Regions from separate parts of the Mus musculus genome. Here regions 2, 3, 4, 5 and 6 are each linked to region 1. Evidence: chromatin loops called from intact Hi-C (ENCODE). Cell type or tissue: left cerebral cortex. All regions are shown on one strand.

Region 1 (5,000 bases):
TGGACGGGTCCCTCTATCTTTTGCATTGCTCCCGACCAACTGTTAGCTGGCAGGGATCTTGTAGCCATACAGCCACTCATTCCACACTCCTTCCTTCTATAAAGGGTCCCCTGCTTTATAAGGCTCTGCTTGACCTGAACCCCATGCATCACCGGACCTGGTCTCAAAGCCTGTGCTCCTCCCTCATGTCTACTCTCACACATACTAAGAGCTCACTGCCACTCACTGGAGTACAATGTACCTCAGGGCCCTTCCCAGCAAGGCTGGCTGCCCTTACCCATGCTTTTCACGTCTTCCTATCTGCGGCAATGTGTGGCCTCTCAGGGCTGATGTCACCAGCTCTAGCTTCATTTGTCTTGCTATTTAATCTCTGATCCTTCATCCCATTCTCTCTCTCTCTCTCTCTCTCTCTCTCTCTCTCTCTCAAGTAGTAGTTTTCTCTATTTTTCCATTGCCCTGTTCATTTTGTCTTTTTCAGTCTTTCCAACTAGTTTCCAGTTTAAGGAATTGTATTTAAATACGCCTGGTGTACACCTTCAATCTCAGCACTTGGGAGACAGAGGCAGGAGAATCTCTGTAAGTGCCAGGCAGCCTCATCTACACAAGAAGTTCCAGGCCAGTCAGGCTATATCTTGAGGTTCTATCTTTAAAAAAGAAGGAGGAGGAGGAGGAAGAGGAGGAGGAGGAAGGGGAGGGGAAAAGACGAGAAGAGAAGAGAAGAGAAGAGAAGAGAAGAGAAGAGAAGAGAAGAGAAGAGAAGAGAAGAGAAAGATCGATGACAGCCAGCCACCGGTGGCCTATGATTCATGAATGGCAGCCACAGGTCTGAAAGCCTGAGGCTCACTTCATAAAATATTTAGATTATATACAAGATCCCAGCAGCAGATATGAGTGATAGTCTACTTTACAATTAGATAAAGAGGGAAATAAGTTGGTGAGGCATTTTTAAATTTGATATGACTCCAGAGGATGAGTAATAATCATATATACTAAAATAAAATAGCTTTTCTGATGATATGCGTGGATTGCCATATAAACTATACAATTAAAGCCAATGCTCTTGGTAGGGTCAGAGCCACTGAGGCTAAAGGTGTACAATACCAGGCCAGGCTCTAAAGCTGCTTTTATATATAAAAAAAAAAAAATCAGTGGTCCAAGAGTACTATGTGATGGCGGTGTGTATGGGAAACAGACTTCTACCCAACCTTCTAACCCATCCTTATCCTAGCAAAGATAAGGCACTCAAGAAATGCTTGCTAAATGGACAGAGACAGCCAAATGTATCTATTCTATCTTTTGTCATCTCTCAAGTGTTTGTCACTCTCAGGTCTTTCCCTTCCAAGGCCAAGAGCATTTGCTCACATTTGTTTGGATGTAGCTGCTAGCTGCTACTGTTTAACACTTAAATTTATCATATATACGTGTGTGTGTGTGTGTGTGTGTGTGTGTGTGTGTGTGTGTGTGTGTGGAGAGAGAGAGAGAGAGAGAGAGAGAGAGAGGAACAACTAACCAACTGTGCGTGCTCAGCCCTACATCAACCTCCCTTTGGAGGCTCAGGGAATATGTAGAAAAGGAGGCAGAAGTGCTGTGCCACAGCAGCTGTGGTTGCCTGCACAAGACCAGAACAGGTGATATTTCCAACAAGGAATGGGGAGGGGCTGCGGCGGTTCCACCCCCAGCTAAAGGACCTACTACTGGCAGTTGGCATCTACTGAGGCAAGAGTCATAAGTATGGCCACTGTTGAGTTGCCCATGGCTCAATGAATGACCCCATCTCTATGTGTTCAGGCTAATTGTAATTAGTACGTCAAAGAAACAAATAATTATCAAAGAGAACATGATACTAGGCAGGAGATGTCATGTGGCTGCTGCTGAGTGGGGCTGACGGATGAACTGATCAAAATATAGTGTATACATATATGAAATATGTATAAATTTATATTTTCATAAAAAGGAAGGGTGAATGGGCGGAGTTGGCTGGCAGATTAGCGGTGATTTCAGGAAGCTTAGAAAGGTAGAGGGTGCGGGGGGGGGGGGGGGAGGCAAGAATTGTTACTGGAGAGTCCCAGGGCATCGCAGCGACTGAAAAAGCAGAGCAGGAGAGTCAGTGTCTGAAAACCGTTCCCGTGGTAGCCCTTTTCCCACAGGAACAGTCCTTGGAAGTACTCCCACCCCCTTCTCTTAGGCAAAGGAATCCAGAGTTTAAACACGTGACCAGGTGAGTCTGGCTATGCCAGGCATATCCTCAGAACGTGTGACAGGCATTAGACAAGTTGAGACAAGGTGAAGCTCCGGTGCCACTGGACTTTAATGAGTCTGGACCTTAGAGAGAGAGGCCATGCCCTGGCTGGCGGGTGGGCTACTTGGTACAGCTTGCGTTCCTAATCAAACGGACACTTCGAGCTTCGTGGTTTGGTTGCCCCTGGATATTCTGGGGATCCCTAAGGTGCTTCGGGAAGAGCAGATATTCCTGGGTGAGTGCACCCTAAGGGCAGCTGGGACGCCTTCTCCACGTACAGCAGTACCAGGATGCCACTTGAGGTCTTGGGTTTGGGAACAAAATGTTAACTTCTTGCCTAATTCTCGTAAACAGCAGCTCCTCTGCAGACATGCCTCCCTCCTGTTTCGGGGCGGGGGGGGGGGGCAGTCTCCAACAGTGAGGCTCCATAGATTTCACCCGTCTGCGGGCTCGCGTCTACCAGAGGCGCTTCTGGAAGTTTCTTTCCAACTTTGTAGACGCTCATCGGTGAACACGCGGCTTGAATGGTGCCAGCGCCGGGATCGCACCGGCGTGGAAAAGTAAGGAAGTCCCAGCAGGCCTCCCCTCTTGAAAGCCACCCGGGGAGAGGCGGGTAGGGGAGTAGGGGGCAAGTGCGCGCGCAAACTGGCGAATGGGCGGAGTTAGATTGTCTTCTCCAGCCCGTCTGTCAGTCACGAGCTTCAGCTCCGCCCACACAGCGGTAATTGGTGAGGAGCGCGCGCGAGCGCCCGCGGCCCGCCCCCTTCAGCACTGCCCCCGCCCACCGGTTGACAGGGCTGCAAGTGGGGCCTGCAAGTTGGAGCAAGAAGGTGCGTGCGGGTGCCGAAATGCTCAGACCCTCCGAAGCTGATGGGCACCTGCTCACACCCAGCTTTGGCTGTCACCCCAGACCTGACAGCAGCCCGATGCTCATGTACTCGAGTCCTGGCCCAGCTCTGCTCCTACAGGCCCCTTTCCACTCCATCAGCCACCTACAGCCTCTTTTCTGTCTTTAAGTGGCTGAACCCCTCGCCGAGGTGCCCACAGTCTCATGTGCCAAGAGGTCTAGCCTCGAGGACGCACTGTTCTGCACACCGACTCTCGCCCGGGCTGCTTATGCGGACTACACAGTGTGAGCCCGGTCTGCAGACTCTCCGCGCACCTCTCATCGCCTCCTCACCCCCAGGCCCAGCATCCCCTATGGCTCACCTCACAGCCTAGCTCTACATTACCCCAACTCTATGCCCGAACCCCGATGCAGCCTCGCTCCCTGCTCCCCTGCGGAACCCTCCATTCCCAGTTTGAGCGTCAGGACGTCCCTCACCCGGAACCCACTACCGACTGCAATCTTCTCCCACGGTACCTGGACTCGGGGTGAATAAACCTCCCCGGGCCTCAGCCGGCGATCCCGCTGCACCCCGGGCTTCCGCCGAGCACTCCCCGCGCTTCCATTCCGCGCCGCGCGGCCCACACCTCGATCGCTGAGCTTGCTCTATCTCCCAGGCTCCGCCGCACCCTCCCACCTACCCCGAGGCCCTCTGTGCCCCGCACGCGCGCGCCACCGCCCCAGACCACACCCCGCACGCTGTGCCCCCCGACTCGGCCCCGCACCCCTCTCCCCGGCGGGCGGCGGACGGCGGGCGGGCGGGCAGCGCCGGCGGCGGTGGAGGCCAGTCCTCGGGCCGGGACACACCCACCCGCCCGCCCTCCTCGCTTTCCTCCTTCCCTCCCCCTCGCGCTCCCTCTCTCCCGCCCTCCCGCCCTAGCTCCGCGCTCGCTCCTTCTCTCCGTCGCCTGCTCGCGCTTCCCGCGGCGCCGGGCCTCCCGCTCCGCCTCCCCGAGCGCGGCTCTCCCGGGCGCGGCTCCGGGGTTCATGCTGACGAGGCGGCGGCCGCTTCAGCCCAGCGGCGGCGGCGACGGCGGGAGCTGGGGCGCGGGCCCCGGCCGCCTCTCTCGGAGCGCGGGGCCGGGCGGCGGCGAGCGCCCCACCGCGCCGCGCCCCTGCGCGCCCCCTACGCCGCGCCCCCGCGCGCCCCCCGCGCCTAGCCTGCGGGGGGCCGGGCCTGCGGGCGGCCGGCGCGGCGCGCACCCATGGACGGTCCGGCCATCATCACCCAGGTGACCAACCCCAAGGAGGATGAGGCCCGGTCGCCCGTCGCGGGCGAAAAAGGTGAGGAGGGGCACGGGCAGCTGCCGCGGGGGGCGTGAGTGCACCCGGCGTCGCCGGAGTTCTCGGTGTGCGCCCGCACGGGCGTGGGGGAGGGGTGTACCGGGCCAGGAGGGTGCGTGGGTGTGGGGTGCGCCTGGAGCAGAGGGAGGCTGGGAGGGTGCCTGTGCCAGCTGAGCTCGTGTGAGTGTGCATGAGCGGCTGAGAAGTTGGGATCGGATGTGTGCACTGCACAGAGCTGTTTTAAGTGTGCATGCAGTGCGTGAGACAGGTTGTGTGCACACCTATGTGTACGCGCAGGCCAACTGAGAGATTATAAGGGCGTGAATGCTTTTAGCAGATTGTGTGTGTTCCTGACAGGCTGTGAGTTTGTGGACTTAATGTGGAGGTCTGTATGCCTCTGACTGAGAGGTGGTGATCGGTGTGCAGAGCCTGAGCGTGTGGACCTTGTGTGTGTGTGTGTTCACTCCTGATGGAGTTGTGTGAGAGAGAGAGAGTGTATGAATGTATGCCTACGCTATCCTACTGTCAGAATGTACTGTGTCTCTTTGCTGTTTGGGTGTATGTGCATATCTGGCTTTGACCAAGATCCTG
Region 2 (5,000 bases), 56 kb after region 1:
CTTCCTTATACTTCCCACCCAGCATTAGAGTTAGAAGTGCAGGTCCATGCCTCAGTTGTATGTGGGATGAGGGATTGAAGCCAGGTCCTGGTGTCTGGCACTTCACCCACTAAACCATTCTCCCAGACCACCAGTTACTCTTTTCTAACCTTCAGTGAACTGAGTTTCACTTTGCTATAAAGACAGTGTCCATGGGGCTGGAGAGATGGTTCAGTGGATGAGAGAACTGGCTGTGTTTCTTCAGAGGTCCCTGGTTCAATTCCCAGCACTCATATGGCATCTCACAGCTATCTGTAACTCCAATCTCAAGAGATCCAACCCCCTCTCCTTGCCTCTGCAGCATGCATGTGCCTGGTACACACACATGCATGTAAGCAAAGTACCTTTATACATGAAATGAAAAAGCAAAAAATCTCTTTAAAAAAATTATATGCATCCTTGTTAGAGACCAGAGTTAGTGGCCAATAATGTTTTATTGGGTAAATAACCCATACTTGCTACATTATTGGGTAAATAACCCATACTTGCTACATTATTGGGTAAATACACTATACTTGGTACGCATCGTGCCTTTCCTATCATATTTATCTTCCTGCCACAAGTCCCGCTTCTGCTAACTCAGAGGACATACCCATGCTGCGTATAGCTTGCTCATATTTTAACTTAAGCCCTCAGTATACTTTCGACCTGAGATATGGAGTAAAAGCATAGACAGTAGCATTCGTGAGCTGGTGTGGGAGCATGCACCTTTGGGCTCTCAATTTGAGACCACCCTGGTCAACATAGTGAATTCAAGGCCAGGCAGGGAGGGCTACACAGTGAGATGCTATCTCGAAAAAAAGAAAGAAAGATAAAAAAAATCTTTGATTCTTAAACAGGCTACCAAATTGTTCTTCAAAAGAATAGTAGCAGCCAAGCGTGGTGGCACATGCCTTTAATCCCAGCACTCAGAAGGCAGACCTAATTCTGTAAATTCAAGGCCAGCCTGGCCTACGGAGCAAGTTCCAGGATAGCCAGAGCTATTACACAAAGAAATCCTGTCTGGGGAACGGGAGGGGGGGGGGACAATAACAACAACAAAACAGAATAATAGCCATCTACCTACCTTTCCCCTAGAGCTGTGTTGTTATACCAACAATTTTTGGAGTTTTCTATTTTGTTGGTAGTGCTACTTACAAGGCTAGCTAGCTAAGCTACTTTGTTAGAACACGGGTACTCCATAGCCCAGGCTAACCAGAAGCTCGATTTGTAGCTTGAGCTAGCTTCCCACTTCCATCCACAAGCCCTCGAGGCTGGAATTCCAAGCATGAGCCACCCCACCGTACCCAGCTAGATATTTTTCTTTATAAAGGAGACTCGTGCTAACTCATTGGTTTCTCTGTTTATTTTGTTAGCCAAATAAAAATCAAGATACCCTTTTTGGCCAATTTCAAGAAATCTCACAGCATTCCATAGTGAAAACCACACCAAACCAGGGACTTTGAAAGCAGACAAGCCAGGTCCAGGACCCTGCCCCCGTGAAGTCCTAGGTACACATCCCTTGAACTCTCTGTTCTCTGCATGCGAGATGAGAAAACGCAGACCCAGCTTCCAGGTGTGGGACTGAGGCCATAAATGGACACCTACCCAGTGGCCTTGTTGCTTCTTGCCTTCTGTAGCCTGGGGCTGAGCAGGGGAACTAGGTGGCTGCTTTAGAGAAACAGGCAACCTTCCTGACTCAGGACTGCCTGTGGCCTGCCCTGAACAGCCCGGAGGCTGGCTGCTTCCAGGCAAGGGCCCCTTCACAGGCTGCGGCTGCCTCCTGCCAGGAGCTGGGAACAGAGGGGCTGTTGTTCTGGCGTTTCTGGAAACCAGCTTCCTGTTTTTCCTGCTGTGCCGTGTTGTTTTAATCTGTAGCAGAAGGAAAGAAACAGCACTGGGTGGGTAGCCTGTGTCCCACAGCCCTGCAGTGAGAGAGTCTGGTCCTTTCCTCCAGGGACTCTGTGGCTCACAGTCCTAGAGCTCTGTGACCTTGAACAGGGTCCTGATGCCAGGTTACCATGGGGAGGGAACACAGGGACAGCACCTTAGCACAGCCTGTAGCCTAGGATTCACAGTGTCTGTGTGAGCTGCTGGGGCATTTAAAATATCAGGCTGATGAAACAGTAAGCTTTTAGAGAGCCAGGGAGTCACACGTGCCTGCTCACGTCACAGCCCTGGACGAGCTGGGCTCCTGGGTTCACTCACCAGCCACAGAAGGGACTCTAGGCAAATGACTTAACCTCCCCACCTTTCAGGTTTTTGCACCTACAGGATGGGAAAGTAACAGTAATTACATCACTAGGTCATTGTGACATGTAAATCGGGTCTTGAGAGCTTTGGGTCCCACACTAGCCAGGCAGCCTACAAAGTTTTCTTGCTAAACACTGAACCCCATGGTTCAGAGGTCAAACTTTTAGTCAGAGACCTGGCAATCCATTTTAAAGATAGTCTAAGGAAGTTTCTCAGCTCACTAGAAGTCGATAGTATGTCTTAAAAATGCCACAAAGAGTGTATCAAATGGGTCTCTAAATGTTAGTAGTAAAATACAAATATTTTCTTCCTATCTGCTTGGATTTATAGAATTCGGGGGTGTGGGGAGTTGGGTTGGTGCCAGCATTGGTGTTCCTTGGTTTCAGGAAAGACACAGGCTGCCTTGCTCCTTCTGCAGAGGAGGGTTTGAGGTACTAGCTCACCATTTCTGAACGTGATCTCTGGTGTCGGGTGGGTAGACTTAGTATGATACATCCAGCATCATTCAAGGATTTCCTCGGAGGTACAGAGTGGATTGAGCACGTGGCGGCCATTTAAATCCCGGGGCGCCGGTGCTAGTCTTCAAAGCGCATGCGCAGGAATGAGTGCCGTGGCGTGGCTTATTCCTGAGGAGAGCTGGATGTGGTTACGGCGCCTGCTGTACCTCCTCAGTTACCTTCATGTCCACATCTGCCTTCTCGGGTCTTGGAGCAGGGGATGCTCTGGTTTTACAACAGGACAGAAACAGTAACACAGCTGCACTTCACTGCTCATTTGAAACTTCAGACCGGAGTCAGGACTGCAAGGGCATGGCGTTTCAATGTTTGCTCCTTTTTCATATCCACTCCACCACTGCTCTGACTTCCTCTAGTACCCCCTTCTCCCTTCCAACTTCATGCCCTTTTATGTATTTATTTATTTATTTATTTATTTATTTATTTATTTATTTATTTTCTTGAGACAAGCTCTCACTGTGTAGACCAGGCTGTCCTGGTCAAACTCACAGCGATTCAGCCACCTCTGCCTGCTGACGGCTGAGATTAAAGATGTGCTCCACCGTGTCTGGCTCCTCCTTGTTTGTTGTTATAGTAAAGCCAGAGACCCATATTCGGACCATACACTGGAGCACCGACAACGTACCAGCAGCAATATCCCCAAAGGAAAATGACTCCCTGCTTCAGCAGCCATCAACTATAAATAGGTCTTCCATCAAGAGTGGGGCCTCAGGGGCTCCTCCCCCTGTTCATGGTGAAATTTTGACTGGCTTGATCTTGTGCATGTTTTGCACTGACAGCCATATCCACTGTGAGCTGATGGGTGCAGCAGTGGCATCCTCGTCCAGAAGCCGGCATGCACAGCTCTCCTCCCCATCTATCCTGCAGCTCTCACATTCTTACATTCTCCCCTCCTCCTTCCCTACGATATCTGCTGAGCTTCGGTTGGAAGGTTGATAGAGTTGGTTCATCCACCGCCCAGAGCTCACGGTTATTTATATCGGCCCATTGACCGAGTTCTGTCTGAGTCTCTGCGATAGCCACTAGCCACTGGCAGGAGAACACTGGGGAAAGTGACAGAGATCTGCTGAAGAACAAGTTTGTTCTGGTTGGTTTGGTCTAACGTGGCACAGGGTTTCCAAGGCAGGTGGGTAAGGGCAAGAATAAGAAGGTGCTTCAAGCAGCCGCACAGGGCGCAGGTTCTGGTGTGCTGGGGGTTGGAAGTCTGGTTAAAATCACTGGGCCACATGCAAAAGATGGTGTGGGAGTAGGAGGGGAACTCAGTAACAAGTTTGGCAGGGGGGATGAAAACGACTAAAACTTAGTACGCACGCACGCACGCACGCACGCTATTGTCAAACAAACAGAAAAGCTCTGTCCTAGAGCAGAGCTCTTTAATTGTGCCTTCGGAAGCATCTTGGTGAGGGGCACGGATCAAATATTGAGCTCCTCCAGAAGTGAGGGTGTGTCTGAGTGCCAGGGTGCTCCCAGAGGGAGGCCAGATCCTCCCTGCAGTCATCAGCCAGACTCCCTCCCTCCCATGTATGCATTGAGGCCTAAATTGCAAACAGGGTTTGGAACAGAGTACCAGGGCTTTGGTTGGCTCTAAGAACATTCTTTATAGGTGGCCATGAACTAAGGATTCTTTGTTTAAGAATCAGGCCCAGGAAACCAAATAAGGATTAACCAGGTTGTGAGCTACACCAGCCAAAGATGAAGGGTCGCTGTGTGTTCACCGAACAGGAAAGGATGGTGGACTGGACGGTATGCGGGTGTGGGTGAGGTGGGCTGTGGGATCACTTGCTCTCCAGTAGCAGTGCAGAGCAGGGATGTATTAGTTATCCTTTGGCAGGCTTAATAAGGGAAGCTTGAAACCTTGGTGGATTAACATTGTACCCATTACACAGATGCTTCCCCGACCATCTCTCCCCAGGGATCCACAGATCCAGTTCATCACTCCTCCATCTTGTCTTCAGTGGCCTCAGAGCCCAGCATCTGGCTCCACTGTGTTGTCTTTAGTTGGTTCTACTTATTAAGTAATTATATGAGCCAGATGCTTCTGAAGGGCTTTGCAGGCAGGTTTTCAATTCATCTTTATGACCTTGCTCTCACAGGTAGGGGACCCAAGGCTCCAAGAGTTCAGGTGGTTTAGTCAGAAAATTCACAAGCATGAAAGTGGACAGAGTAGGGACTCATGCCCATATTCCCAGCATTTGGGGGATGGAGTCAGGAGAA
Region 3 (5,000 bases), 100 kb after region 1:
GATCAATTTTTGAACAATGGTGGGTAATGTGGGAAACTGTCTGGTAGCCCTGCTGTCCTGGGAATGATCCCAGATCAATTTTTGAACAATGTCCAACTGGAAGGACGCCTTCCAGAGTTAAGCATCCGAGTGGCCTGGGCGTCCATTCTGATCATTCTCATGCTGGGTTTTCTTGTGCCCTCACAGCTGACAGAGCGCTCACCTTCACAGCCCATCCCAGTGGGTGCGGAGCTGTGGTTAAACTATGTGAAAATGAAAGTCAGGGGCTTTCTGATCTCTATCCCTGCTCCATCTCATTCGGGAGGGAGCGGCAGTGGCTACATTGTTAATTCACCGCTCCAAACAAGTAGAGTTGTTTAGAAGAGACAAATGCTGGCACATGTGGGTGAGTGGTGTGTTGGGGAGAAGCAGGGGGCATACGAGCTTGGTTCTCATCTTTCTGGACTATTCCCTGTCAATAAAACTATTCTACCCTGGTCAGTCTCAATATGTTCCTCATGCCCCACTGCCTTGGGATGCCTCTTACTTCGCTGAGAGATGCAACTGGCTCCACCCATGATGAGTGTCTCAGCGTGAGCCCTTGTCATTTCTGGCAGGTCATCAGGCAGAAGAATCATTAGATTTACCTCGCATCTTCTCAACGAAGGCTCAGCACGAGGCCAGGAGGCCATCTTTAAGGGCTTGGGAATATAGATAACCTAGCAGTGAGAAAGGACCTCGTTCTAGCTGCTGAGGCTTGTAGGACCACCTCATTACCCAGCATTCCAAGGGCCTGGCTCTTCCAGGATTGTGTTCCTGGGGCCACAGTGGCCTGGAGTGCAAGCTTGGTTCTAAATGACATTGCAACATTTCCCTTCTGTGAAACAAGCAACTGGGGGCATCAAGCCTTTCAGAGCAGGGGTCAGCTTCTGTCGCAGCATAGAGAGTGCCCTCCCAAGCAGCTGCGGACAAGCTGCCCAAGATTACCAAGGGTTCCTGGCTCCAAGGCCAGGCCTTGGCAGCACTGGTGTCTCTGACCAGAGGGCATGGCCTCCCCAAGCTGTAAATAAAACTCCCTCATTTCTTCTCTGGCCTCACTACTTTTTAAAATTATCTTTTACTTTGTTTTATTTTTCTATTTTTGCACTGAGTGTGGATGTGTGGGTGACACAGCATGTGTGTAGAGGTCACACTACACGTTTAGGAGCCCGGTCTCTCCTCGCACCGTGGGTTCCAGAGATCAACGCATGTCACCAGGCCCTGTGTAGCACTGAGCTATGTCTCCTTGCTGAGCCATCTTGTGGGCTTGGACCAGGCTGCTTTTGCAAGTGGAATGTTCCTCATGATATTTAATGTTTTCTGAGCATTTCAAAGTCTCTTGGGGATGTGTCCACCGTGAACCCCTCTCACGTGTGACTCCCGAGTTCGTGGAGTCGGGAAAAGCTCCGGCTTCAGGGTGGTATCATCACGCAGTGCGTGGGAGTTCACGACCACACTTGGAAGCTAGGAGCCATTTCTCCTCTCTTACTTCACCCCGTGCAGAGGGATTTCACAACCCAAAGCCTTTGACAACTTCTTCTTCAGTTGTTTTCTCTGATTTTCGTAATTCTATATTTCGGTGGTAACATTATGAAATTTTGAATTCGTCCCTCGCCTTCCTGTCCTGGAAACATTAACTTCGGGCTTAAGTAGCGCTCCCGCATCTGAGCATTTAGTCGCGGGTCTAGTCTACCGCAGTCCACAGTTTTCAGTGTATACGTCAAGGGAAATGTGTGGTGCACTGAGGGGCTTAGATGTAGACCCGGTTTACAGTCTGACCAAAGGTTCTGCATGTCCTTCACCACCCGGTGGCCACCATATGCCCAAGTCGCTCTTTCCCTAACGTCTGCAGGGTGACAGTTCTTTTGAGCCTCTCCGTTAAGTTTTCTAACGTGTGGGATTCCATTTAGAACTGCTTATGAGCCCGTTGTTCAATGACTGTGACTGCTGAGGTAATATTTTATTTTTCAAATGTGTTTAATACTAACCAAGGGTTAGGTTAAATGCCTGTGAAGTTGTAGGTAAGCTGTCTTGTGTTTCTTAGAACAGAGCAGTTAGGCTGGCCGTCCTCCAATCCCAGAGTAGGAAACCAGGCCAGGCCACCAGGCAGGGCCTGAGGCCTGATGGAGCCGTGGGGACCCATCGCACCCACCACCATAACAGTTGAGGAGCAGATGCTGAAGTCCAGAGGGGAATGTCTACCCAGGATATTCGCCTGTGGCATCTGGCTTTCCGCCTGCTGTGGCTCTGTCCTCTGAGCATCCTGTGCCAAGCTGCCCACACTCTGAGTCCAAGGACAAATTGCTTTTCCAGTGGTAGTGACAACTGGCCAGCAGGCATTCATCTCTGCCCCCTGGTGGCCATCAGTGGTCCGTCCCCGTCCCCCCGTCCCCCATCCTGTCTGGGCTCCAGGCTGGAGTCTGAGCAGCCCCATTCTCTTGCCAGACTATGCCACCCTTTGCAGTTGAGGCAGGCAGGTGTCCAAGAGATTGGGCTAGATGCTGGAACTCCAGGACACTCAGGACAGGAAGAAATACTCCTTCCTACATGTTTATTTCAAGGACCCAAGGCCTCTGCCAGCATCCTTGTGAACTATTTCCTGCCATCGTCAAAACATTGGTCCAGGCAAGCTTCTTTCTTGCTACAATTTCCAATTTTCTCTTTCCTTTCATATGTATTAATCACAATTTCTTTTCTCTCTAGCCCATTAGTAATGCTGACTTCATTGTTCCTGTTGAAATCGACGGAACCATACACCAGGTAAGGAACCAGAGTTAGCCTGCAGTTCCAGAGAGCATTTTCTTGTAACCACACTCCCTGGGAACATCATTTTTTCAATTCTCACTTCAGTGGCCATTTTATTCTAACTTCAGGAAACAAACTTTGTATAATAAGTATAGTAAGCCAGGCATGGAGGCAGAGGCAGGCAGATCTCTTGAGTCTGAGGACAGCCTGGTCCACAAAGCGAGTCCTTGTACAGCCAGGGCTACACAGAGAAACCCTGTCTCAAAAGCTAAATAAAAATACTGTGAATGATTCTCTGCCTCATGCATGCATTTGCTTTTTACCGTGTTTATGAGGACCCTTTTCTGTTAATAAATATTAGGTATGATCTCTGATTTGATTTCAACTTTTAGGAGCCTTTGTGCAATCCCCTAGTTGTCCCCACCGCTGGCCGGGTTTGACATCTGGTCAACTTCATCATGCATTTGCTTTTGGCTTCTCCTAGCAACAGGAAAATGCCACCAGTCACCCACTGACGGAGCATTCTTGGGAAAAATGTCCACTTTGATGCCAACTGCTCCCGTGAGAGCTTCTCTGCCCATGTGGTTTTCTCCAGTGTCTTTTTTAGCAAATACTCAACCCAGAGCAAAGGGGAAGGGTGTGTTAAGACCAGCAGGGTGCTGTGCATAAATTGTCATCGTCAGCTGGCATCAATCTTCTTCCGGTTTTTGGGGTTTTCTGTTTTGGGGTTGTTTGTTTGTTTGTTTGTTTGGGGGAGTTGCTTCTTCTTTATTTTTTCTTCGTCATCAGCAAGCTCTTCTGGAAATGACTTCGTCTATGAATACATTAGAAACATGGTAGAAAAGCTCGCCTTGGAGGTTAAGGTAGATATAGTTTTGCCACATGTTTCTTAGGAGTGATGGGACAGACTGTCTCCCCCATCAAACTCAAGGCCTTAAGGGGAGAGTATCTGGCCTCATATCCCAGGAAGGGACAGACATTTCCTGGTTCCTGGGCCACACAGGATGTCATTTCTTAACGATGCCAATAAGGCTCCTTAACTCTTGAGTGCAGTTTAGAACAATCCAGGGCTGTGAAATCAGCTGTTTTAGCCATTCCGTTGCCCAGACAGAAGGTTATATATGACAATCATCAGGATAAGATTTCCTGACTCCTAAGCCAGGGCTCTTTCCTTAGACTTGGTTCCCCCTGTCTCCCTTACCCCCACCTAGCTCTCTATCCTGTCCTACAGGACATAGGACCTGGGAAGGTTTCAGGCACCTGGTCACTTACCATTCACAAAGCACCAACTGAATTAACTCCACCCCCGCCATGCAGTTAGGACCTCTGCGCTGGTTGTTGTGTCTAAAGTCGAAGAGTCCTTGAGGTGAGGCTCAGGAGGACTGCCCAAGAAAATAATTCTTCACACCACGTGGCCACAAGCACGTCCGGAGTGCAGGACCCACCCCGGCTTCCCTTGCCCCTTCTCTTTGGCAGTAGACACCCCGGGCATCAGGGCTGGGAGCAGAAACTCCAGAGAGAAGGAAGGTACAAAAGCTGGAGGACCGAGGCCCTGGCGAAGGCCGTGGCCTCGTTCAAGTAATCCAGGATAGGCTGTGCAGGTCCCAAGGGGCCTATTCTTGGTTACTTGCACGGGGACGCGGGCCTGGACGCCGGCATCTGGGCCCAGGAACCTCCTTTCTGCTAAAGGCGGCAACAACAGAGTTTCCCCCGTCCATCTCCAACCCTTTGCCTGTAGCCAAGCTTGCTGGCCAAGCAGTCCTCCCGGAGACTCAGGACCGGAGGCCACACCCAGTCACTGGCACCAGCAACAACGAGTGTTATGAGCAAAGCAGGTCCTGCAGCTGCTACAGCCACACAGCTCTGCCCTCAGCCTAGCCCAACACCCCAGCTCAGCAGGATCCTGGTGGCACCCAGGATAGACCACCTATATTCCTCTGGCCCCTCTCTCCACCCTCAGCTGCAGAGCCAGACCCCCAACCCACTCCTAAAGCTAGCCAGCCGCTTTCTCTCCAGGTCTTTGCCCTAGGAAGCGCCTTTTCCTGGCATGCTGCAAAGCAGTGTTTCCATCTAGGAAGTCTGTCCTGCAGTGTGTTTTCCTTGCATGGGGTGCAGTCTTGTGTCTCCTCTCCCTTTCCGCAGCCCCCTCCCCTGCTCTGTCTGCCCTTAGAGGCCCTGTGGCTTACTGCTACCTTTAGCTCTTTACCTTAACTGCTTCCTCCCTGAGCAGCCTCCAG
Region 4 (5,000 bases), 410 kb after region 1:
AGGGAGATGGCCAGGCCCCCTTGATGATAGAACTCTTCCACTCAGCTATCCTTGGGAGCTGTCCCAAAGGAAACACACATATGCAGATGCCTGTGTGTGCGAGGAGGCATGTGTGTACTGAGGTGCGTGCACAGGCATGGGTGGCTGGGAGGAAAGGCAGTCCTAGTTGCTCAGGCCAGTCATCATTGAACACGGGTTGAGCCCAGGGGAGTCAAAGATGTAGACAGGACGGCATCAGAGAATCTGGCTCCGCATCAGTCTCATCTTCCCCTCTGCCCTGTGGGAGGAAGAAAGGGAGTTTAAGGTTGGCAGGTCAAAGCAGCTGTCCTGGCAAGCCTGTGGTGCTCCTTAACAGCCAGTGTGTGCTCCTTCAGCTCCCCTTCAGCCCACACTGGGTCTCCTAGGATAGCCAGAAGAGTGCCTCACTATTTCCCTGCCTGATCTCCATATCCTGTTTCTCAGGAGGAGACCCTGAGGCCAAAGATGTCTGAGATGTAGCTCAACTAGTCCTTCGCTTAGACTCATGCAGCCCTGATAAACACTGTCCTGGCTGGCAACCCGGCAAGTCATAATGTCACTTGCAGTCACTGGTTCCGTAAGGACTTGAGAGATGACATCTGGCTACTGTAGATGTCTAGGGATAGACGGACCACAAGCTCCCCACTACAGTGTCAAAGGAGGCAAGCGGAAGAACACAGACAGACTGACATACCTAGGGCTCCCAGGGTCATCTTCAGGGCAGGGACAAAGCCTTGGCAAGGCGGGTCCAGAACCAGGACTTGGTGCAAGGGTTGGTATAGTCGCATATAGTGATGAACCGCAGGATACTGGGAAAGTCCTTCTTCATCGCCTTGTATTTAATAGGAATCAGTCGCTTCTGTTGGACACCTGAAGGCCAAAGGGTGTGGTATTAGGACCACGTGGGGCCCTAGGGTGGGACAGGCTCAGTCCCTAAAGCACGGGCTAACACCAGCTCTCCACCAACCAGGTATCCATGATACATATCCACTACATAAGGAAGTACACAGGTCCGTCCTCAGAGATCTGTAGTGCTTTGGTTTTGCATTCCTGGACTATCATCCTAAGGCTATATCTCTACTCTCTCTTTGACCAAAGCAGGCCTAAGCTTACCTGGAGACAGGCTGAGTGCAAACTTGGTCTGGAAGTCACATTCCTTGCTCTGTAGATAATCGTCAGAAACAACCACCACCATGCGGCGACACCTGAGGGAGAGTGGCACTGCGGTGACTTCCTTCAGAGGATGGGGTCAGGAAGGACTACATTACCCAGGCGGGACAGAGCCCAGCTAGCAGGACAGTCCTTGCATCTGGACCTCTGGGTTTCATGCATTCACCCACCTACCCTCTTAGATGTTTAACCAACCTTTTCTCAATTAGCTCGCTGGCAATGGACCAGACACAGGTGCCCGGCAGGACGTCACGGTCGGACACACACAACTTAAGCCGATAGTCTGTCTGTTCTAGTTGCCGGATCATCTCCTGCACAAACTCGATATCGTTGGGGCAGTAGCAGATAAAGGCATCGAAAAGTTCCGGCGTTTGTCCTGAGGACAGGGGACAAGGGAATCAATCAGCCTCTGCAGAAGGCTGGAAGGAGCCCAACCTGGAGTCTTCCATCAAGGGAACCTGGGCCTGTATCCATATCAAAGCAATGTCATATACATGCCCTCTCTACCAGTGAACAGATAACTTCCTCCCAGATGAAATCCCGGTTAACTATGATGGAGGCATGCCATTAAAGTCTCAGAACCACTCTGGGAGAGGACTGCCATTATTCCCATTTCTTAGATGGGGAAACCAAGGCTCAGAATGAGCAGCTTGCCCAAGGTCCCAGGTCCATCCATCTGCTTCCGGTATCCATGCCCTCTGCAGGTCACATGTTTGAGGCTGTGGCCCACCTATTCTACCTAGGGGCACAGTACTGGGCCCTTACCTAGGGGGTCATCAAGGGTGGTGATGCCTCCCAGTTCCTTTGTTTGTGGGACACTGCTTTCCACTCTGGCCACCTGTAAAGGCTTCTCGGACTCCTGGTTCTGCTGCTTACCTAAGTATTTCTGGCAGTCCTCCTCTGTGGAGAAGAGAAGGGTGTAGAGGCTCCTCCTCCCACCCCATCCCCGACACCCCCGCCCCCCATGCCCCAGGTTGCTGCTGTACACACACTCAAAATCCTGAATTAGTTTAAAGAGCCTACTTGGGGCTGGCGAGATGGCTCAGCCGGTAAGAGCACTGACTGCTCTTCCGAAGGTCCTGAGTTCAAATCCCACAACCACCCATAATGAGATCTGACGCCCTTTTCTGGTGTGTCTGCAGGCAGCTACAGTGTACTTATGTATAATAATAAATAAATGTTAAAAAAAAAATTTAAAAAGGGCCTACTTGGGCCGAGCCTTCCCCAGCCACTGGTACCATGGATGGCTCTACAAACTAACACTTCCTTTTGGACTCTCCCAAAATGAGCATCTGAGAGGACTCCAAAGTCAGCCTGCTTCTCTGAGCCTTCCTCCTGCCTTCCCTTTCTAAGGCTCTAGAGAATGGAGCCAAACTGGGCATCTAGCAGGGCACAGAGCAATCGGAGCAGAGGATTGAATGTCAGAAGGGCTCAGGCACCCAGTTAGTGCTCAATGAGAATGGTGACCCCCATCTAGCAAGGTGTACCTCACTGTGGGCGGGGCGGGGGTGTTGTGCTGAGTGCCAGTGAGTGATGGAAGGGGTCCTCACTTGTCCGGTTGATCCTGACACAACTGAGATACCGCGAGAAAAGCAGATCTTGACTCTTGGTACAACTGAAGGTCTTTGCCTAGGCTCTTTCCATCTTTCCTCAGGGTTTTTGACCCCTCTCCCAATCCCTACGCTGACCTGCATACTGACAGAAAATTCGACTGTCACTCTCTTCCTCCCTAGCGCACCCCAGAAAAAAATGAACAAGATTAATATGCCAAGGCTAGCCTCGTTGATCCTTGGCACAAAGCCAGGAAGCACGTTTCCTCACCGATGCGCGACTTCAGCTCCTTCAGTATATCCTCACGGTCTAACAAGGCCAGCAGCTCTAGCAGCCTGCCGACAGACGCGCCAGAGCGCCCCTGCCAGGCATCCAACAAACTGCGAGTGGGGTCAGGGCGCGTTTCCAGCTCTCGGATCTCCAAGTACTCGAAGCCCATCTCCTCCGCCAGCAAGGTCCAGTCGGCCGCCACGGGCGTCCGAGGGTTCAAGAACAGCGATAGGCGGCGCCTCACTCCCACGTTAAGCGCGACCAAGGGTATGGAGAACATGAAGGAGTCCAGGGACCCGGATCCCACGCGGGGGTCTCCCGCAGACATGGCAGGCAACCCTGGGCCCCCGGTGCCGTCCAGTACGCTCGCCTGTGGAGTTTCCTACTTCCCTTAAGTCTCCTGCCAGCCCCTCCTTCTTTCGCTTTCCGAGAAGCTCCGCCCTTTGCTAGAATCTAGACTACGGGGCCAGAACTACCCAGCCTAAAAGTCAACCCACTTGTGCTTCTAACGTTTGCTCACCTCCCCTCGAAGGTGTGAGAATTTATATAAACCGCCTCTGGCATCTGCCTTGGCCCACCGATCAAGGTGGATGGACTAGGCGATCTGGTAGTGGTTATTATGCATGGTTAGCTCAATCAGCCTTGTTTAGGACTTGAAGGAGTTACAGCCCTTCTGTACAGTAATTTATATTCTGGTAGTAGGGAGGGAAGAGACAGACTGGCTTCGGAAGTAGTAACCCGAAGGCTCAGTCTACCTTTAGCTATCTGATGTCACTTGTGACTCTGCTTTTTAAAGGGGAAAGCCCACGACCTTGCCCATAAATTGGCATTTAGGGTATCTTGTCCTTTGTTTTCTGAGACAAACAGCACTACCTTCCCGGGGTCTGCAAAAAACACGCGGAACCTACCACCTTACTCTTTAACGTTGGGTCTAGACCCAAGGAAGATTTTTTCGTTAATTCACTTGGTTAATCTATTTAGGTGTCAATCTCCAATACTGGGTCTCCCTCCACCCTCCACCCCCATCCCCGGGTTTAGTAGAATTCCTAGGGGAATGTGGGCACTAATGGCACTATCCCAAACAAACGTAGATCAACAGGCTTAAGACGAGTGGGGCACGTTACAGTTAGAACCTGCCTGCCGTTCAGCACCTTAATCGGTTCTTCACACCAGCCCGGAACCCAAAATTACTTTGTTTTCTGAGAGAGCTTCTGTGACAGCCAACCCGGTTGGGGCTTAACTAGGTGCCTCAACATTTTCTAGGTCCTCAGTTCTCGGTTTTGGGACCCGGGGCTGAGCACAGCAAATTTTGATGGGAGACAAGGGTCTTCTCGGGCTAGCTCAGCAGAGAAGCCATGGGCCGGGCTCCGCCTTCTACGCGGCTGCGCGCTGAGCTCAAGGGGAGGGACTCCCTTGAGGCTGAGTTCATCCTAGGAAACCAGAAGTTTGGGAAACCTCCTTCCCCAATGTCTACAAAAGGTTGTGCAAACTTGGAAGTTTCCAGTCTGCCTTTCAAGGAGGATTAAGAGTGCGCATTACGATTGGCTTCCGTAGGATTGGCGGGCGGGGCTTTGAGTGGAGAGAAAGCGTCTTAGGACGGGCGTTGGGCGGGACTCTGGGGCAAGGGGTGAGTGGGCGGCCCTCAATCAGACTCCCCTTAATCTAATTGGTTGTACCTAGGAGTGGGCAGGCCCTCTAAAGACCCCATCCTACCTCTCGCAGTATCATTCTACCGGGGTTGTGATCCCCTTTCAGGCCTTGCGACGTAGAAGGCTGTCCTGCGCCTGCGCCCGCGCCTGCGCCTGCGCCTGCGCCTGCCATCATTCCTGTTCCTAAAGCTCTGCACCCAGAACCTAAACGAGTAGGTAGGACCCACCTCCGCGATGCATCGGCTGCAGGTAGTGCTGGGCCACCTGGCCGGCCGGCCCGAGTCGAGCTCCGCGCTGCAAGCTGCGCCCTGCTCCGCTAGGTTCCCGCAGGCCTCGGCCTCC
Region 5 (5,000 bases), 70 kb after region 1:
GCACTCTGTGAGAGCTGAGGAGGGAAGGCTTGTCATCAGACCTCTGCCAAAGTCTCAGGGATGCAGGAACCACGGTGTGGGCTGGGAGCCCGCTGAACACTAGAAACAGCCGGGTTCTGGTAGCTGACTAAGGGGGTGCAGGCAGAAATGAAAGACCTGGTTGTTCCCTCTTGTAAGGTCTTGGGAGGGACATGGAAGTTGTCAGGTAGCAGAGCCCTGAGATCTTTCTGAGACCCCTGAAAATGGCCCGAAGACTCCCTGAGAGCTGCCATCTCCGATTAGTTCAAGTGTGTTCTCAAAGTACCTGGTCGCCTTGGCAGAGTGGAGCTCTGTGTAGGAGGAACCACGTGCTGTTCCTTATTCCATGTTCAATCCCCAATGTGTGGAATCTATTTTGAAATATGAGCTCTATGCGATTTCATCTAGAGAGGTTCTTCAGGGTGATTTGTTAATTTTTTCCCCCCATCTATGAAAGTACTGTGTCTTAGAAAATTCATGTTAAGGAACAAATACTTTCATGAAAGTTCTTTAAATTATCTCTCCTAAAGTCATACTCAGGAAATCCAAAATGGATAATTAAAAAACTGTAATCCATGGGAGGTGACATTCTGACATAAACTGTTAGCAAGGTGCTGTGAACCACGACGAGTGTGCCTTGCTGTCTGCTGTTCCTCTGCTTTCTCTCAGAAAATAAAACACCACCGTTGTAAGCCAGTGTGCCATCCAACAGCATGGACTCACACCGTTGTAAGCCAGTGTGCCATCCAACAGCATGGACTCACACCGTTGTAAGCCAGTGTGCCATCCAACAGCATGGACTCACAAGCATCCCCTCCCATCTGACGGCATCTGCCGACCCAGTCTGAAAACAGAAGGGTAATGCCCCACTCAGAACGAAGGGTTACAAGCAGCAACTCCCCTGTTCCAGAGTTAGAAAAGACACAGGAGCAAGCAAAGGCACTTCCAGCCAAGCCTGGTGACCTGAGTTCAAGGCCCGGGACCCACATGATTGTAGGAAACTGCTCCCATGACTCTCATAGATTGTCCTCTGATCTCTGTGTTTATTCTGTGACATGTGCACACACACACACACACACACACACACACACACACACACACACACATTGATGCAAGCACATGCACAATAAATAAGTGAATAAATAAATACAGATAGATGTTTATATATAAAGTAAAAAAAGAAATGTTCCTGCAGAGGCAGGCAGATTTCTGAGTTCGAGGCTAGCCTGGTCTACAAAGTGAGTTCCAGGACAGCCAAAGCTATACAGAGAAACCCTGCCTCAAAAAAACAAAACAAAAAAAAATTTTTTAATTAAAAAAAAAAAAGAAGAAATGTTCTTATTCCACTTTCTCCCTTAAAACTAAGGGGAAAGTTTTCCATGTCTCAAAACCAGGAAAAAGACCACTGACTGAGCATGGGGGCGAGCAGGCACACACTGGTGACCAGTAGACTCTCTTAGGAAGATGCATGTGAAACCAGAGAGTGACGTCAGGCACAGCTCTCTGTTTCTCTTGGTCGTCCAGACAGGGCCTCTGACTGGATCTGGAGCATAGGCCAGTGGTAGCCTGGCCACAGACCCCTCCTGCCTGCTCCCCAGCAAAGACACGTATCTGGGCTTACAGCTGCACACCAGTGCACCTGCTCATACATGGACTCAGAGCTCAGACCTTCATGCTTGGGAAGCAGGCACATTTCCGCCAGGCCGGCCATCTCCCCGATCTCCACAGTGTCTCTTGACATTCAAACGATTCGTGTTGGGGGTTTATTTGGTTGGCTGTTTTTGGTTTTGTTGTTGTTTGTTGTAAAATCTTGATGTAAGAGTTGGATAGAATTCAGAGTAAGGCTGTTTCGTTATTTAGCCTGAGGAGAGGAAAGTACTGCATGTCCTGTTTGCGTGGTAAAAATAAATTTCTCTTAGGCCTACGATGTGTGCTCCTTTGTCCGTTTTGGTCGCTGCCCCGTGTTTAGAATTGTTTGCCCATGTTAAAGAGGAGACCGAGGACTGTGAGACCCAGCAGTGGTCGACCTTTAAGGGCCTGGATGTGGTGCCAGCGGCTTTTACTTCCACTTTGGATTATCGTTGCCAGCTTTGGTGAGGAGGAAGTCTAAGAGGGCACCCTAAGAAATGACCCCTGTGGGCAGCATGTAAAATGTCCCCAGCTTGTGTTGGTCTTCCTCTCCACACGACTCGAAAATAATGACAAAAGTAAATATTTGGGACCAGGTTTATTTTGGTCAGACAAATTCCAGCCTGGTTTCTAAAATTAGGGAATCTGTGGGAAGCACGTGGCTTGGGGCATCCTGCCTGAGAAGTTTGTCTCCGGGCTATTGGCTTCTCTTCCTTATTGTTGCTGACTTGAAAACACAGGTATCTATCTGAACTTTTCCTTGCATCTGCCCATCTGTGTAGACCCAAGTGTCTGGTGATAGAATGGCTCTACCCAGATAATTATAGTAGGCTTCCACCGCCTCTCCTCACACGCTGATGCCGGCGGCGTTGAGCTGCTTGCTGCCTGTCCTTCCCTCAGTCACTGGGATGGGCCTTCTGAGAGCAGAGCTTTTATCTGGTCTCTGGGAAGCAGTCACGGACCACTGTCCCCTGGTGGTGTACACTGGGCAACCAGACACATTGTAACTCTCCATTTCTCTGGTGTAAAACCTCCCCTCTGCTTTATCCTCCCCTCTGCGTTCTTCCAGACCCTGCTACTCTCCACTTCCATGGGCAGGCCACTGAGCCCAGGGGAAGCCCAGGCTGACCACCCTGGGTCATCTCATCGCTATCTCTTTGTCCCAGTACCCTGCACAAAGGAAGTCCCAGAAGTTGTTTCTGTTTCCTTCTCCCAGGGTTATCCTTGACCTGGAAAAGGATGGCAGGTCCTTAGCTTATCTTTCACCACCACCTACAGCCTTCAGCCCTTTTGTAGAATGTAGCAGAAGCGGCTGCTAGCCTCTGTCCCCCACGAGGCTGTTTGGGAGTGGAAGGTGAGGCCTCCACTCACGGTGCCTCACCCTTACCTCCCTTCTCTTGCTTGGACTGGCTTCCTGCTACAACCTTGAATGTCTGTTCCCCAGAGCACTTGTTCTAAGCTATACAAGGTATATCCTCAGTCCTAGGAGCAGAGAAAGGACTGGCAGACAGTGGGAGGTGGGACTGGGGAACTGGCTCAGCCAGTGCAGTGCTTGCTGAGCAAGCTTGTGGCCTGGAGTTGGGATCCCCAGCACTCAATGCAAAAGTGGGGCGTGACAGTGTGTGCCTGTAACTCAATGTAAAAGTGGGGCGTGGCAGTGTGTGCCTGTGACTCCAGTGCCGGGGTCAAAGGGACAGGTGACCAGCCAGTCCAGCTGAGTCAGCGAACTCCAGGTTCTGTAATGGAGAATGAGAGAGGAAAACAGATGCCAGGCTCTGGCTTCCACATGCATGCACAGGCAAGCACACACATGCAGATATTGCACGGGGGGTGGAGGGGGGGTGCGAGGGGGGAGGAAGAGAGGAGAGAGAGACACTTGAGAGTAGGAGGCAACATAGAAAGCCCACCCGTGCATGTGTATGTGAGTGTGCATATGGTGTGTGTGTGGGGGGGGTATGGTGTGTGTATGTGTGGTATGTGTGTGTGCCTGTGCGTGTGTGGACAGCCTGGGAGACGTGGGAAAGGCATATGGATATGAAGTGCCTTTCCTACAGGTGGAGCAGTTCTGTGATACAGAAAGCCAGGGTGCGCCCCCTTCATCAGTGGAGACTCTGGGCTCTGAGTTGAATTAGTAAGTCTTACTGCACCTCTGCAATAGGCCGCTGTGTTATGGTGCTTTTCAAAAGACCAACTTCCCATGATGCTCAAAGGGAAAGCCACATCCTTCCTAACTTGTCCCTTAGCCACCGACCTCTCCTTCCACCAAGTCCTTGATCTCTCTGCTGTGGCCACTCAGGCTCTGCTGTTGGACTTGAATATGGGTCCTCATAGAGAGACCCCAGCCTCTAAAGCTTATTAGTCCCCTCCCTCTGCTAATTTGGGGCTTTGGTTTTTTTTTTCTTTCTTTCTTTCTTCTAGTTCCTTGACAGATAAAAATAGATTGTTTGTTTCAAATCTTCCTTTTTATAAGATTTATTTTAATGTATGTTTGCCTGCTCGTCTGCCCGTGTACCATGTGTGTGCCTCATGCCCGCAGAGGCCAGAGAGGGCCTCAGATCCCCTGGGACAGGAGTTACAGGCATTTGTGAGCTGTGACCTGCCATGTGGATACTGAGAATCGAGCCCAGGTCCTCTGGAAGAGCAGCCAGTGCTCCTTAACTGCTGAGCCATCTCTTCAGACCTGGTTCCATGTAGACATTTACAGCGTCAGCTTCTCTCAGTGCCGTCTTTGCTCCCGTGTCTTGGTGTGTTGTGGTTTTGTTTATTTCAAGGACTGATTCTTCTGGGTGCTTCTTTGGCCCCCTGGGGATTGAAGCTTGCCTACAACTGTCCTGGAAGACAGGCTGACTCTGTAGACCAGGCTGGCCTCGAACTCAGAAATCTGCCTGCCTCTGCCTCCCAAGTGCTGGGATTAAAGGCGTGCACCACCACCACCACCACCCAGTTCTGCTGTAGATTCTTAGTTTCATCCCGCTGTGGTCAGGAAAGATCCTTGGTGCGAGTCCCCTCGTTCTAATGTTCTTAAGGCTGTGACAGCTCACGGTCTGTTCTGAGGAAGGCTGTGTGCGCGCTTAAGAAGAGTGTGTGTCCCGTGGTGTCTGGAATGTTCTGTCTGTGTTTCCCAGGTCCACTTAGTCTCATTGTGCAGTCCTTGGTTTTCTTATTGGTGAGTTCTATTATTCAGAACAGAATTTTGAAATATCGCTGTGACTTTGTCTGCTCTTCAGTTGTGTCAGTCTTAGCTTTTCTCAGGCCCTCTGATGTGGGAAACTTATGTAACTGCTATATGTCTTTCTACTGAATTTAAGGAACAGATGTGCGTGTGCGCGCCTCTGTGTGTGTGTGTGTGTGTG
Region 6 (5,000 bases), 50 kb after region 1:
GCCGCTCTGACGTCCAATCGTGATGGGCCGTACCTTTGACTGAACTAGAACAAACTCGCCCTTAGGTTGCTTTTGTCAGGGTATTTTATCACAGCGAAGGGAGAAGAAACTAAGATGCTGGGGAAGGGAGGGGTGAGTGTGGGAGGACGCACTCAAATAACATTATGTGCTTATGAAGATAGAGTTTTGTAACAGTGGTAGTGATGATGATGACGGAGGCCATTTTTATAAAAAAACAAAAAAACAAAGAAAACAGTAAGAGGACTTGGGGTAGAGCAGCCAGGGCGCCTGCTGACCCTCCTGAGGCCGACCTTCTCATTAGGGCAGGAAGCTGCTGTTGGGACTCTTCCACCTCCAGCTGGTGAAGCAGTGAGGACAATTGTTGGGATCCAGGGGGGAATGTGTGTGCAGATTCTGAAACTGTAGCTCACGTAAAGACGTCCTCGCTGCTGGCACTATAGCTGCTTCTGCAGCGAAACAGCTTTGAACCCTGACTGACTTGGGAGTCAGGGAAGGGATGGGGCAAAGCGACGGACCGTGCAGGGCATGAGAGCTTGCACTCGGTTACTAGGGAAGACCGTGTATGTCTCCTCTGTTCCTTCCGTTGTGGTTCCAGGTTATTGTATAAGTTTTAAGACTTGCGGTCAAATGCTAAAGGCAAGCCAGAGCGTCCTTATCACAAGCCTGTCTAAGCATCTCACTTAGCAAATGATGTGCCTCTCACCATGAAAGCCAGGTAGACCCTCTGATCCACACTCCTCCAATGGATCCTTGCCATGAGTGAGTCAAGACACTGTTGCTGCTGGACCAGTATGCTGGCCACGTCCGTGTGCAGTTGCTTCTGGCTGGTGCCACATTCCAGAGGCAGCCCTCACTGCCACCTGGTTACCTCAAGCTCCCTGGTCCTCAGACGTAAGCAAGCCAAGGACACAGCTTTCCTTGCTAGATCCTTACCACATAGCCTCGCGGCCTCCAGACTGCCTCAGTCTGCCCAGGGCTGGAGAATGGATAGAAAAAAAAAATCCTTGTGAAGAATTCTGTAGAAGAATGTCAGCTCCCTAGCCTAGCTGACAGCAGGACAACCCTGCATGTCACTACATATGACATTTACAGCTTAGGCAGGGAAGACAGCCAGGTCAAGGAGAAGAGCCATTCTGTGGGTCCTTGTGGGAGCTAAGGTGGAGGCCTGAAGGCAGAGGCCTGAAGTCCACGTCAAGTCTCTTTCCCCTCTCAGCTCTCCACTTTATTTTTTGAGACAGGTTCTCTTACTAAACCTGGGCTCACTGGTTGGGCAGGCCAGCCAGCCTGTGAGCCCAGGCTGTCGTTGGAGTCATGGGACTATGGCACTGTGCCACCATGCCCAGCTGTCTTCGTGGTTGGTGGGACTTGAACTTGAGTCCTCATTCTTACCCAGCGAGCAGTTTACCAACTGAGCCACCTTGCCAGCCCCTCCCTTTAGATTTCCAACCCAGATTCCCTTTTGAGGACATCTGTACCTTGCCCCTCTGGGGCATCAGGAGGAAGAGAGCACTCCTTCAGGCTTCCTCGGAAAGCCCAAGACCCCAGAGTTCTGACCTCCCCAAATCTGAGAAGGAACCTCGGTATGAAGAGCTGTGACAAAGGGGAAATGGCTCACCAGGAAGAATGGGAGTCTGAACCCAGGGTCTGTGTTTGTTTTGTGTGTATGAGTGCCAATGTGTGTGCACATTCATTTGTGAATGTACACATGCAGGTGTGGGCACATATGTGTGGAAACCAGAGAGCAACCTGGGGTGTTATTCCTCAGTCACTGTCCCCCTGCATTTTGAGACAGGGCCTTTCATTGGGACTGAGACTCCCTGATAAGGTTGTCAGCTGGCCAGCAGCCAGCCGCAGTCGTCTGCCTGCCTCTGCCTTCCCAGGGCCTGATTTATAAGCAAATGCCTCCATGCCAACTTTTTATGTGTGTTCTAAGGTCACAGCATGTCCCTGTGTTTGTGCCACAAGCACTTTACCACACGGGCTGCCTGCAGCCTGGGGAGGTTATTTTTCTGTCTGCGCTAGCATCTGGACTCAGCATTGAAACAGCCTCTTGGCTTAGCTTCCTGACTCCGGATTGTTGGATTTTTCTGCCTCCTCCTCTCCCTTCTCTCCCTCCTCTCCCTCCTCATCCTTCTCCTTATTTCCCTCCTCTTCTCCCTCTTCCTCTCCCTCCTCTCCCTCTTCCTCTCCTCCCTCTCCCTCTCCCTCTTCCTCTCCTCCCTCTTCCTCTCCCTCTTCCTCCTCTTCTCCTCCCTCCTTCTCCTCCTCCTCGACATCACTATCTCTTCAGTGACTTTCTGAACACAGTGCAGGCTCGTCACACCTCCACTCCCAAGGCCTCAGTGCCTCTCAATGCCTGCAAGAAACAGAAAGAAGTGGAAGAGCCTTCCTCTGCCGTTTGCCCCCACACAGTGCACCACTGCACGCTGAGTCTCGTGACTTTGTTCTGGAAACAATTAGAGATGAGATGAATGAACATAAAAGCTGGGAAGCCCGGTACAGGTTCCTAGTGCCTTCCATTTCATCGACCCAGAGCTGTGGTAATGTCCTATGACAGTAATCACCAATGGCCGACACTGGGCTCTTACTGATACACTTGTTATTTGGAGAATCAAGGGGCCTGTCTTGCTACATAAAGGGACAGGGTTGATAGAATTTCTAAAGGAAACCGAGTCTTTTCGCTTTGAACTTGTGGTGCAGATAATCTCACTGATTTGGTCCTTTTTTTAGCCAGCCAGTTCTCTGGTCAAGTTTTGAAAGGCTTGGGAGAACATGTGATTTTTTTTTTTTTTAAGTATCCTGGAGTATTTTTCCAGGCCTGGGCAGCTTGTGGGTCAATGCACAGCTATTTCCGTATGTGGGCAGGGTGGGAGAGCACTGTCAGTTCATGGAGGGCCAGGGCCTGGCGGGCTGAGCTGTAGTTGCATGGAAGGGCTCTTTCCTTCCCTCCTCCTGCTGCTTCCCCCTCCCCCGCCCTGGAGAGCTGCAGATTTGTCTTGCAGACCCACTTGAGTCTACTTGCCTGTACCTGCTGCACGGTATTTATCCTGAGCACTGATTCCCTTGTATTGTGAAAGCCCGGACTTCTCACATCTAAGGTGTAGCCGACAGGTATGAACCACTAGGCATTTGGGGAGTAGCTCGGGGGAATGTAGACTGTACTGGGGAGGAGTAGCTTTGGAATGCACCCTCCGGAAAACAGATACCCACAGTTCCAAGTGATACGGAAGCCCGCTGTTTTCCGAGGCTTGAGTCCTGGAACAGGATACCGGTAGGAAGGTATCCTTCAATCAAAGAGAAGATAGTACAGGCTGGCAGGTGGGGACAGAGTTCACAGGCCAGCTCTACCCTCACCTGTTGCTTTCCACTGTGATCCCTTTCCAAGAGTAGAACCTTTCAAGTCGGAGGACAGGCGGATTAGTTCTTGGGCCAGATGATTTCTGTCCGTCCCCAGAGCTCTTCTCCACCCTGTCTGTGTCCTGGATGCTTCCCAGTAGGGAGTCCGTAAATGGGCTCCCGAGCTTCCTGGCAGCCTCCTGTGTTGTTCTGCTTAGTGGACGACAGCAGGGAGAGAGAGAAGAAAGCATCCCTTCTCCCGCTCCTCTCTGTGACGGACCAAAGATCCGGGCACCTGGCACTATGTCAATTTCTGGTGACCTCTCTTTCCTCAACCCATCCCACCTAGGGTTTAAGTGCACTCCTGAGCCTGGTCCCAGAGTCCTGCCCCAAGCCCCATCTATAAATGGCACCTCTTGACCTCCTCCCATTCCTCATTTTGAGAATGCCATCTGTTTCCTGCCAGAACCCTGGTGGATAAGATTCCTAAGATCTGTTCAGATCTGAAGGAGGGTGAGTGTGTGGAGGGAACAGCCAGCCTCCTGGGGCACCTGCGTTTCAACAGTGCCTCCCTGATGGTTTACCATGATCCTGGGAGACAAGGCCAGGTCAAAACAGACCTCTAGAGCAGAAGTTCCCAGGATGAGGGAGTAGTCACTGGAACCCTGGTACGCACAAAGTGTAGGACTTGATTTCCAAAGAATGAGTAGAAAGAAATGGTGCCCAGTGGGGTGGGGAGTAAGCAGGGGACCACCCTACTGAGGGTGGCTGCTCACACTGTCCTCTTTGTCCTTGGACCTTGAACTTACCCGCTGGGTTTTCCCTTTGTTTCTAACCAAAAACGTCTCTTATACTGACCATGCACAGCTGCTCTGAGGTTCCCATGATGCTGTGCACGCCTGCCTGCTGTGTGGACCGAGCAGTCTGTGTGGACCTATCTGGTGTAGGTAGCATAGGAGAGTTGTGATCATAAGCCACCCTCCCCTCGTTGTGATGATGTCATAGGGAGCCTGTGGCCAAGTGGGTCACCATCTCTGCCTGGCGCAGGCACTGGCAGAAACTTCCTTTCTCCCCTGGAATGTGCAGTGTGTGCGTGTGTGCATACACACACACACACACATGAAGCATGATCTCAGAGACATCAGATTATACAATCATGTTGTCAGACAGCAGCCATATCCTCCTGACAGATCCCCTTGAGAGCCTTAGGACCGTTCACACACAGCCCTTCTAAGAATAGCTGCTTCACAATAGGCTCAAAGGAGAACGGTAAAAATTAAGAATTTTTAAAAGTTCAAACATTCTCAGTTATCAAAGTGGGCACCTTTTAAATAGAATTACAGTCTTAAAAATTATGCCACATGTAATTTTCTCTTTAAAAAATAGAGATTTAAGGACATTTGTCTTACCCTCTTGACCCGGTTAATAGTATGCTTGGCCATATGCATACTATGACATGCATGCATGTCGTATGACAGGAGATGCTAACGGAGTGAATGATAGGCATCAGGCAGGCCCGGAAAAGACGCACCATTAAATGCCTTGAGGAATATGCACTGTCCGGGTCTCATTTCCTGATGCTGTGATAAACCTCTAACAAAAGCAGTATGGGGGGGGGGGGGAAGGGATTATTTGGTTCATGG

Evidence for each region. Peaks named below come from ENCODE experiments on the same cell type or tissue, not always from the same donor. Only the 100,000 strongest peaks of a DNase experiment are listed, where the experiment ranks them.
Region 2: it touches region 1 in a loop (2.7-fold over the local background); 11 of 42 quality-filtered maps call a loop at or near these places.
Region 3: a loop joins it to region 1, with 4 times the contacts of the local background. A loop is called at or near these places in 31 of 42 quality-filtered maps.
Region 4: a loop joins it to region 1, with 4 times the contacts of the local background. A loop is called at or near these places in 7 of 42 quality-filtered maps.
Region 5: it touches region 1 in a loop (2.5-fold over the local background); 11 of 42 quality-filtered maps call a loop at or near these places.
Region 6: a loop joins it to region 1, with 2.7 times the contacts of the local background. A loop is called at or near these places in 9 of 42 quality-filtered maps.

What each region holds. Positions count from the first base shown.
Region 1 is chr9:118,922,532-118,927,531 of GRCm38, forward strand. Ctdspl (CTD (carboxy-terminal domain, RNA polymerase II, polypeptide A) small phosphatase-like) reads left to right here and starts at 4,005. Exons shown (of 8, transcript NM_133710.3): 1 at 4,005-4,409. The coding sequence starts at 4,331. In left cerebral cortex, no CTCF peak of the experiment used is centred here; DNase peaks (open chromatin) are centred at 2,974, 3,408, 3,709 and 4,573; H3K4me3 peaks cover 2,324 bases; H3K27ac peaks cover 2,170 bases.
Region 2 is chr9:118,978,744-118,983,743 of GRCm38, forward strand. All of the region lies in intron 1 of Ctdspl (CTD (carboxy-terminal domain, RNA polymerase II, polypeptide A) small phosphatase-like), which reads left to right. Among named protein-coding and RNA genes, the nearest start is that of Gm33645, 44 kb to the right of the region's middle. RefSeq lists an enhancer at 743-3,045. In left cerebral cortex, no CTCF peak of the experiment used is centred here; a DNase peak (open chromatin) is centred at 1,884; H3K27ac peaks cover 1,781 bases.
Region 3 is chr9:119,027,475-119,032,474 of GRCm38, forward strand. Ctdspl (CTD (carboxy-terminal domain, RNA polymerase II, polypeptide A) small phosphatase-like) reads left to right here. Exons shown (of 8, transcript NM_133710.3): 5 at 2,722-2,778. It overlaps Mir26a-1 (microRNA 26a-1), which reads left to right and starts at 4,322; the gene lies at 4,322-4,411. In left cerebral cortex, a CTCF peak has its summit at 2,363 (motif pointing left); a DNase peak (open chromatin) is centred at 2,322; H3K27ac peaks cover 1,128 bases.
Region 4 is chr9:119,336,623-119,341,622 of GRCm38, forward strand. Myd88 (myeloid differentiation primary response gene 88) reads right to left here and starts at 3,396. Exons shown (of 6, transcript NM_010851.3): 1 at 3,010-3,396; 2 at 1,954-2,088; 3 at 1,384-1,564; 4 at 1,132-1,223; 5 at 713-888; 6 at 1-277. The coding sequence starts at 3,337. The coding sequence ends at 734. Acaa1a (acetyl-Coenzyme A acyltransferase 1A) reads left to right here and starts at 4,672. Exons shown (of 12, transcript NM_130864.3): 1 at 4,672-5,000. The coding sequence starts at 4,893. In left cerebral cortex, a CTCF peak has its summit at 3,105; DNase peaks (open chromatin) are centred at 3,144, 3,422 and 4,619; H3K4me3 peaks cover 2,236 bases; H3K27ac peaks cover 2,063 bases.
Region 5 is chr9:118,992,445-118,997,444 of GRCm38, forward strand. The region is part of intron 1 of Ctdspl (CTD (carboxy-terminal domain, RNA polymerase II, polypeptide A) small phosphatase-like); the gene reads left to right. Among named protein-coding and RNA genes, the nearest start is that of Gm33645, 31 kb to the right of the region's middle. In left cerebral cortex, a CTCF peak has its summit at 2,605 (motif pointing left); DNase peaks (open chromatin) are centred at 90, 297 and 2,436; H3K27ac peaks cover 3,822 bases.
Region 6 is chr9:118,972,404-118,977,403 of GRCm38, forward strand. All of the region lies in intron 1 of Ctdspl (CTD (carboxy-terminal domain, RNA polymerase II, polypeptide A) small phosphatase-like), which reads left to right. Among named protein-coding and RNA genes, the nearest start is that of Ctdspl, 48 kb to the left of the region's middle. In left cerebral cortex, no CTCF peak of the experiment used is centred here; a DNase peak (open chromatin) is centred at 1,996; H3K27ac peaks cover 3,200 bases.